3 separate regions of the Homo sapiens genome follow, and all the other regions are linked to region 2. A link is a loop called in an ENCODE intact Hi-C map of the cell type or tissue named here. Cell type or tissue: IMR-90. All regions are shown on one strand. Region 1 overlaps DCAF10 (DDB1 and CUL4 associated factor 10). Region 2 overlaps LOC107987065 (a long non-coding RNA gene). Region 3 has its middle 3.5 kb from the start of POLR1E.

Evidence for each region. Hi-C counts contacts between places; a loop is a spot of excess contacts. Peaks named below come from ENCODE experiments on the same cell type or tissue, not always from the same donor. Only the 100,000 strongest peaks of a DNase experiment are listed, where the experiment ranks them.
Region 1: a loop joins it to region 2, with 5 times the contacts of the local background. A loop is called at or near these places in 2 of 110 quality-filtered maps.
Region 3: a loop joins it to region 2, with 15 times the contacts of the local background. A loop is called at or near these places in 10 of 110 quality-filtered maps.

Annotation. Positions count from the first base shown.
Region 1 is chr9:37,858,295-37,860,794 of GRCh38, reverse strand. DCAF10 (DDB1 and CUL4 associated factor 10) reads right to left here. Exons shown (of 7, transcript NM_024345.5): 6 at 602-747. Among named protein-coding and RNA genes, the nearest start is that of SLC25A51, 45 kb to the left of the region's middle. In IMR-90, a CTCF peak has its summit at 1,546; no DNase peak of the experiment used is centred here.
Region 2 is chr9:38,362,102-38,364,601 of GRCh38, reverse strand. All of the region lies in intron 1 of LOC107987065 (a long non-coding RNA gene), which reads right to left. The region is part of intron 3 of LOC105376040 (a long non-coding RNA gene); the gene reads left to right. Among named protein-coding and RNA genes, the nearest start is that of ALDH1B1, 29 kb to the left of the region's middle. In IMR-90, a CTCF peak has its summit at 1,385 (motif pointing right); a DNase peak (open chromatin) is centred at 1,361.
Region 3 is chr9:37,481,221-37,483,720 of GRCh38, reverse strand. No RefSeq gene overlaps it. Among named protein-coding and RNA genes, the nearest start is that of POLR1E, 3.5 kb to the left of the region's middle. In IMR-90, a CTCF peak has its summit at 1,215 (motif pointing left); a DNase peak (open chromatin) is centred at 1,220; H3K27me3 peaks cover 352 bases.

The DNA of each region.
Region 1 (2,500 bases), 500 kb after region 2:
CCCTACACAATTCAAAGGCTCTTCTCTTCTCTCCTTTCAGTTGTGGCCTCTAGGACCAGTGAGATCCTTGGAAGACTCTTGCTTTCCAGAGTGATGAGAATCATAAAGTCATTTAACACCTTTCCCCCTAGTCATCAGTATAGTCCCTTCCTTTCCCAGAGTTTCCCCTGGTTTTTAAAAAAAGAAAATTATGATACTCAATTGGCTTAGTAAAATCTCACATTTAGCCAGCTTAGCTGAAACATTTCAGACCTATGTTTATTATACAAGGGGTTTTTGTTTGTTTGTTTGTTTGTTTGTTTAGGGTGAGATGAAAGAGGCAAGATTTAAGAAGCTGGGCAAAAACTGAGCTGATGCTGGCCTTTAAAGTACCTCCCACCTTGCTCAACCCCAGCAGGAGAGGAATAAGAAGAGTTTGGAAGGGATAATGATACCATATGAAGCAAGAGAGGACAGAAACAGGAGAGTCGAGAAGCAGGATCTCTAGCAGTATGCCCTTGAAGGCAGAGACTGCAGTCAGCGATCGGCCTAAGCTCTGCACACACGGCAATGGCAATTTGTCCAATGAGCCCTGTTGAAGGTGGAGTGCTGCTGCCTGTACCTCCTCATCATCACTGTTGCTTGAGCACCGAAGAAGAGTGGCCCAGCCTTTTGGGTGCAGCTGTAAGGACGTGATGCAGTTTCCGTGGTCACTCTCACCAAGAACTTCAGGGGTTACGACTTCAAGACTATTTCGTGGTGAAACTCCTGAGATATAAGAAAATGAGGATGTGGGATTTGTATTATCAAAAAACTAAGGCAGTTCATCAAAGCTTTTTATTTCTGGCAGCCACCTCCCATGCCGTCATTCCTTAGTCTGCCCCTTATGCTACCATATGTTAAAGAGCGTGGTACTCCCCAATGTATGGTGTGTGAGTTTTGGCGGGGTGAAGGTGTGGGGAAAGGGTATAAATAGAACAAAAGATCCAAGTTCCCACAGCAGTAATTGTCACTGACCTAAGGCTAAGGCATAGAAGCTGACTAGGGGTTCTTTTATTTGGATCTTACATCTCAGAAAGCTCTTTATTTAAGTAAGAACCAAAGTTATGTGACATGAAAGGACTCTAGAAAGGTAAAAGGTAACAATTCTCCTCTCATTGGTCCTGGTGCTTTCTGGTCCAGAGAAGGAAATACTTGGAAGCCATGAGGATTGCCTTTTAAGCAAATAAAAAGATCAGGACTTAAGCACCTGCAATAACAACACTATAAACAAAAAATAAAATGTTGGAGGTAAGAAAGGACACCTCACATAAAGGCATGTCAAAACAAGGGATGGGAGACATTGCCAATCATAGACTCTACTATGCCTCATCATTTCCTTCTACCTAACTCCCAATGAAAATGACTGCTGGAGTAAGGCACTGTTAATAATAGGAATATGTTATATCCTTCAGGTGCGTGAAAAACCACTTTCATAGACACTGTAAGGAAGCAACTTAGAAATTTAATAGCAAGAGAAATATTTCAACACTTCTCTGACTGTGGAAGGAGTTATTTTGAAGGTATTGAGCTCCCTCTGTCAGATCCTTTGTGAATTGCTTGTCAAGCAGATGTGTTACCTTCTTTCTAAAGATTCCCTTCAGATTACTACATCATTAACAGAAACCTGTGAAGCTCTAAATTACACTGCTATAACAAAACTATACTGAAATAACTATTTCACATATGATTGAACTTTAACAATTTTAGAGAAAAATATACTCTTATTTTAAGAATTAATTTGGAAAACCTATAACAAAACCAGACAAGAAATGCATTCTAAGTAGGTGGTTTGCTAACTGTGCTCCTTTGGGGTTCCTCAGGAGATGGCAAAAGTGGGGAACCACGTGTGGGCTGAGGTGTAGATGGAGTGGGGAAGGCTGGAGGGTCAAGAGCCTCCCTAATTTTTCTTGAACCAGAGCTACTTTGATTTTATTTGTGCTACATCTCTAAGAATCCACAGCAGATTTCATGTCAAAAATAGAGTTCTAATGCTGAAATGCATTTGAAAGCCTCTGCTCTATACAGCTATTATATCTGCCAAAGGATAGTGTTAACATACTCTGACATCTGAAGATCCAGGATTTCCAACATTTAGAGCAACTTCACCTATAAGCCCCACCTTCTCCCATGTTTTCCCTCTCTTTTCACCCTCTCATTTTCCTCTTCTTCCCAGCCTCCTCATATATCATCTCTTCCCTCATTCTTAACTCTCTGTGGCATAGAACTGCTGTATATTTGTGTTTGTGTGTTTACCACTGGTCAATAACAAGCAAGCATGTTAACTATTCTTCTTAAATTAAGTTTCTTTTTCTTGTGGATGGTGTAGTCAATCAATAAAGATTTTTCTCAATGATTATTAGAAGCCTTGACTTGTTTCCCATAGCACAAGTGGAAGGAGAACAGGAAGAATCTGCAAAAGATGTTTGTGTTACAAATCAAAGGAAAAATGTTATACTTCTGGGCATAAATCTTTAAATTT
Region 2 (2,500 bases):
GGTTGTAGTGAGCCGAGATCAAGCCACTGCACTCCAGCCTGGGCGACAGAGCGAGAGTCTGTCTCAAAAACAAAAACAAAAAAACAGATCTTAAGAGAACTCATCATCTCAAGGACAGCACCAAGCCAGGAGGGATCCATTCTCACGACCCAGACACCTCCTACCAGGCCCCACCTCGAACAATGGGGATTACATTTCAACAGGAGATCTGGGCGGGGACAAATATCCAAACCACGTCATCATGGTTTTGAAGTTTGACAATCCTAAATTCAAAATCTGTCTCCATGACTTCCCAGCTGTGTGCCTTGGCACCTTAGGTCACCTTACCAAGCCCCAGTTACCTCATAGGAAAGCTGCGAGGACCAAATGGCAGAGTGCATAGTCAGGTGCAATGACAGGCACCGAGTAAACCTGCCATAAGTGGCACCAGTGTCTCAAGTCCTGCTAGTCCCAACGCATACAGAACTGTACAGGGAGACACAGAACTCTGGGATGGGCACCTGTGGTGGGCCAAATAATGCGCCCCAGACATCCACATCCTTATCCCCAGGACGTGGGAATGTTGCCTTGCGTGGCAAATGACACTTTGCAGATGGGATTAAGGACTTGAGATGGGGAGATTATCTGGCTTATCCAGGTGGACCAAATGGAATTACAAGGATCCTTATAAGGGAAAGAGGGAGTTAGGAGAGACAGAGGCAGAGAAGGGGATGTGCAAACAGAAGCAGAGGTTGGAGTGACGTGGGTCCACCAGCCAAGGAATGCAGATCACCTTGCTGGAGAGGCAGGGAGATGGAGCTTCCCCTGGAGCCTCCAGAGGGTGCCAGCCCTGGTGACCCATTGACACTTCTGACCTCCACGAAGCCACCGAGTTTGTGGCACTATGTTACAACAGCCACAGGAAATCAACACAGCGTTTCGGGTGAAGGGATCCTATTTCCCAGACCAGTGGGACTTGGTGTGGTGCATGAAGGGCATAGCTCTGAATGTGAATTCCATGTTCTTGGAACTGGGCCCGACTGGGGCAATAGAGAATGCAGGGCCCCAGCAAACATGGAAGCTCTGAGTACAGTTGCTCCTGACCATGGTCTAATGCGTGTCGTCCACCTCCTCCCTCCTGGCTCACAGACCCACCCAGTGATCCTGCCTCTGTCCTCTCACCCCCGCATCATGAAGCAGCTGCCGGTAGGCTGGACCTCCATAGGGAAAACTGTTAAGTGTGTGTCCACTCCAGAAGCATGACCCTCCCCGGTTTTCTCAAGGACCGTCCTGAAAACTTCACCCTGCGTCTGATGACAAACCAGTATTGAATTTGGAAGCGATTCAGATCCTGCCTTTTTTTGGCTTTGTTTTTTTTTTGAAGGTGCTTTCCACTGATGTCCACTGGAGGGTACTGTGTACGTGTTTATAGGAGGCTCTGAACACAGAACTCAGCATCCGCGTGGCATGCAAACACTGAAGTAGAGAAACATGGACAAAGACATATCTACACACGTGTGCCTATGTTCAGACATATGGATGCACACAGACTCACAAATCATCACACACATAGCAGTCACACATATGCGGATAGATGTGTATATCTATATACAGTCATACGTCACTTAATACGGACGCGTTCTGAGAAAGGCGTCATTAGGCAATTTCCTCTTTGTGTGAACATCGTAGACTGAACTTACACAAACCTAGATGGCAGAGCCTACTACACACTGAGGCTGTACGGAATAGCCTATTGCTCCCAGGCTACAGACCTGTACAGCAGGTACTGTGCTGAACACTGTAGGCAATTGTAACACAATGGTAAGTATTTGTGTATCTAAGCATAGCTAAACATAAAAAAGGTACAGTGAAAATACCATATTATAATTTGGGCCACTGTCGCATATGTGGTCTGTCATTGATGGAAACTTCATTATGTGATACATGACTATGGAGGTACATAAACACGAGCAAGTACGCACGCAAACATGTACTCATGAATACAGTCACGGTGCCATAAAACACACACACAGAGGTGCACGAAGCACATATCCACATACATGGTAGATATGTTCAGATACACACAGGTTTACATAGGTTCATCTACACACACATACACATACACACACACACACACACACACACACGCACACAGACCATTAATCCATACATGCATGTAGCCGATTATCATTGGCAGACAAACAGCCACATGCAGAGTGTCATGAATACACATTCTGACATGCAGACTTAAGCATAAAAACATAGACATGCATCCGTGGCTAAACACCAACACGTGTGCACATACGTGTACTCCCTGGCCTGGGCCTTTGCTACTTCACTTGTTCAAAAAATGCAATCCCTTGAGGGATGATTAACACTGTGGTGTTTTCTAAAGAAAACAATGGAAATGTCAACTTCATTGTCCCTATAGAACTGTTTTATTTGTTAAATGTTAGTGAAAGGCATTTCTAATAATGTACTGAGTCTTTTAAGAGAAAAATAGTAGCCCTGCTCTGACAAA
Region 3 (2,500 bases), 880 kb after region 2:
TTAAATCAAAGTTAAAGGTGACCAAGATAACAGTGGCTACAATGAGCCAAGTATAGTTCTTAAGAGAAGTATCTTGTGATATAGGAACACATTATATGGCCTTGTTACTCATGATATAGGAACACATTGTATGGCCTTGTTACTCAAAGTGTGGTCCATGGAAACAGCAGCCTCGACAGCACCTGGGAACTTGTTAGAAATATAGGATCTCCAACCCTATCAAATCTTCTGCAACAGGATCTGCAGGTGATTCATGTGCACTTGAAGTTTAGGAATCACTGTTATACCGGACTGATTCCCCTTTAAGGCACATATTTGCCAGTCAGACAGATTATGTGCAAGTCCCCTGGATTGACTGTTTTGTAGCGAGGACAAAGAGTGAAGAGTACAACACACCCACTGAAGCAAAAACTCCTAGAATTACCACAGGCAAGAATTCCAAATGACGGAGATTCTATCCGTGGAAGCAAAGTGTTGATGGTCAGGCAGCTGGGAAGGGGATCATAGTATACCCCTGTGTTGTTTAATTATTTAACAGTTATTCAAAAGACACACCTATACACACCATGTACATATACATACGTGCCTGTGTAACTGGGATGGGGCAGGATGGAGGTGGGATGGGGCAGGATGGAGGGAGCCCTACATAGGCATTAACCAAAATGCAAAAACCTATAGTGGCCTCTTTTATTTTTTTATTTTATTTAATTATTTATTTATTTTTTTGAGGCGGAGTCTCACTCTTGTCGCCCAGGCTGGAGTGCAGTGGTGTGATCTGGGCTCACTGCAACCTCCGCCTCCTGGGTCCAAGCAGTTCTCCTGCCTCAGCCTCCTGAGTAGCCAGGATTACAGGTGCCCACCACCACGCCCGGCTAATTTTTGTAGTTTTGTTAGAGACAGGGTTTCACCATGTTGGCCAGGCTGGTCTCGAACCCCTGACCTCAAGTGATCCACCTGCCTCAGCCTCCCTAGGTGTTGGGATTACAGGCGTGAGCCACCACACCTGGCCAGGTGGCCTCTTTTATATTCAAATCGTGGATAATCACAGGCAAAATTTACCACATAATTTTTTTTGGAAATTTAGTTTGGAAATAATTCAGAGACACCTGGAGTTCTCTTTTAGTATCATTTTTCAGAGAAGGAAAATGGTTTTCCAGAGGGCAAAAGGAGAGGGAGAAAAGCAAAGTCCTCCTTTCCTGGGGTAATATCTCCATCTGCTGGTGTTTCAGGATAACACTAACAAAGACCTGAAAAGGCGAGTCAGATTCCATACTGTTTGCAGTGACTCGCCCTGTACTCTGGGGAATGGCTTCTTTTTTTTTTTTTTTTTTTTTTTTTGGAGACAGAGTCTCGCTCTGTCACCCAGGCTGGAGTGTAGTGGCGCGATCTCGGCTAACTGCAACCTCTGCCTCCCGGATTCAAGCAATTCTCCTGCCTCAGCCTCCTGAGTAGCTGGGATTACAGGCGTGCATCACCATGCCCGGCTAATTTTTGTATTTTTAGTAGAGATGGGGCTTCACCATGTTGGTCGGGCTGCTCTTGAACTCCTGACCTCGTGATCCCCTGCCTCAGCCTCCCAAAGTGTTGGTATTACAGGCGTGAGCCACCGCGCCCGGCCGAGAATAGCTTCTTCTGTCTCACCTCTTCTCTTCCTTTCTTGTCCCTCTGCTTCTCTTTTTCCTCCCTTCCTTTCTCCCTCTGTGTTTGTCTCACTCTCTTGTTCTCTCCTCTGGTCATTCCCATTCCTTTCCTTCATATCCCTGATGCAGACCCTCTTTGCATACCTACACACATGGATGACTCACTCCTTAAAAGGTGGACTTCTCACCTTGAACAGGTTTTTTCCTTACATGGAGCTGACTCTACCTTCTGTAGCTTCTCCCTATAGCTCCAGTTCTTCATTCCGGGGTCATGCAGAACACAATCAGCTCTTCTTGCCTGTGCCCTTCAAAAGCCTGGAGACGTCTATCATGCTTTCCATGTATCTGTTCCTCTCCTCTCCCAGCCAAAATTATCCCTCACATACCAAAGTTTCTAGGTCCCTCCTCTTCCTGGTCACCTCTGCTAGACATATGCCAGTATATCTGGATCCTTCAGGGTCCCATACAGATCAGTACTTCAGCACTGGGCTGGGTAGCACAGAACAAGGAGAATTCATCACATCCCCTGTGCATTTGTTGTAAACATCTATACTGCTCAGTTAACTTACTGGGGTTAAGAATAAACAAAAGTTCTTAGCTTTGCTTCTGCTAAGTTATATCATCCTTGTAACTTTTTTGAAAAACAAAAATTCAGAGCTTTGTATTAAGGGCTGTTAAATTTACTCAAGTTAGATTCAGCCTGTTTATATATTTAAATTTTTCTGAATATGTATTAGATAAAAAACTTATCAAATAAATACATATTTGATGTTGAAAATACAGAAACATATTAATAATAAAATTACAGTAATCTATGATATCTTCCCCACAAAAAGGCAAAAATTATTCAATTTGGTTGT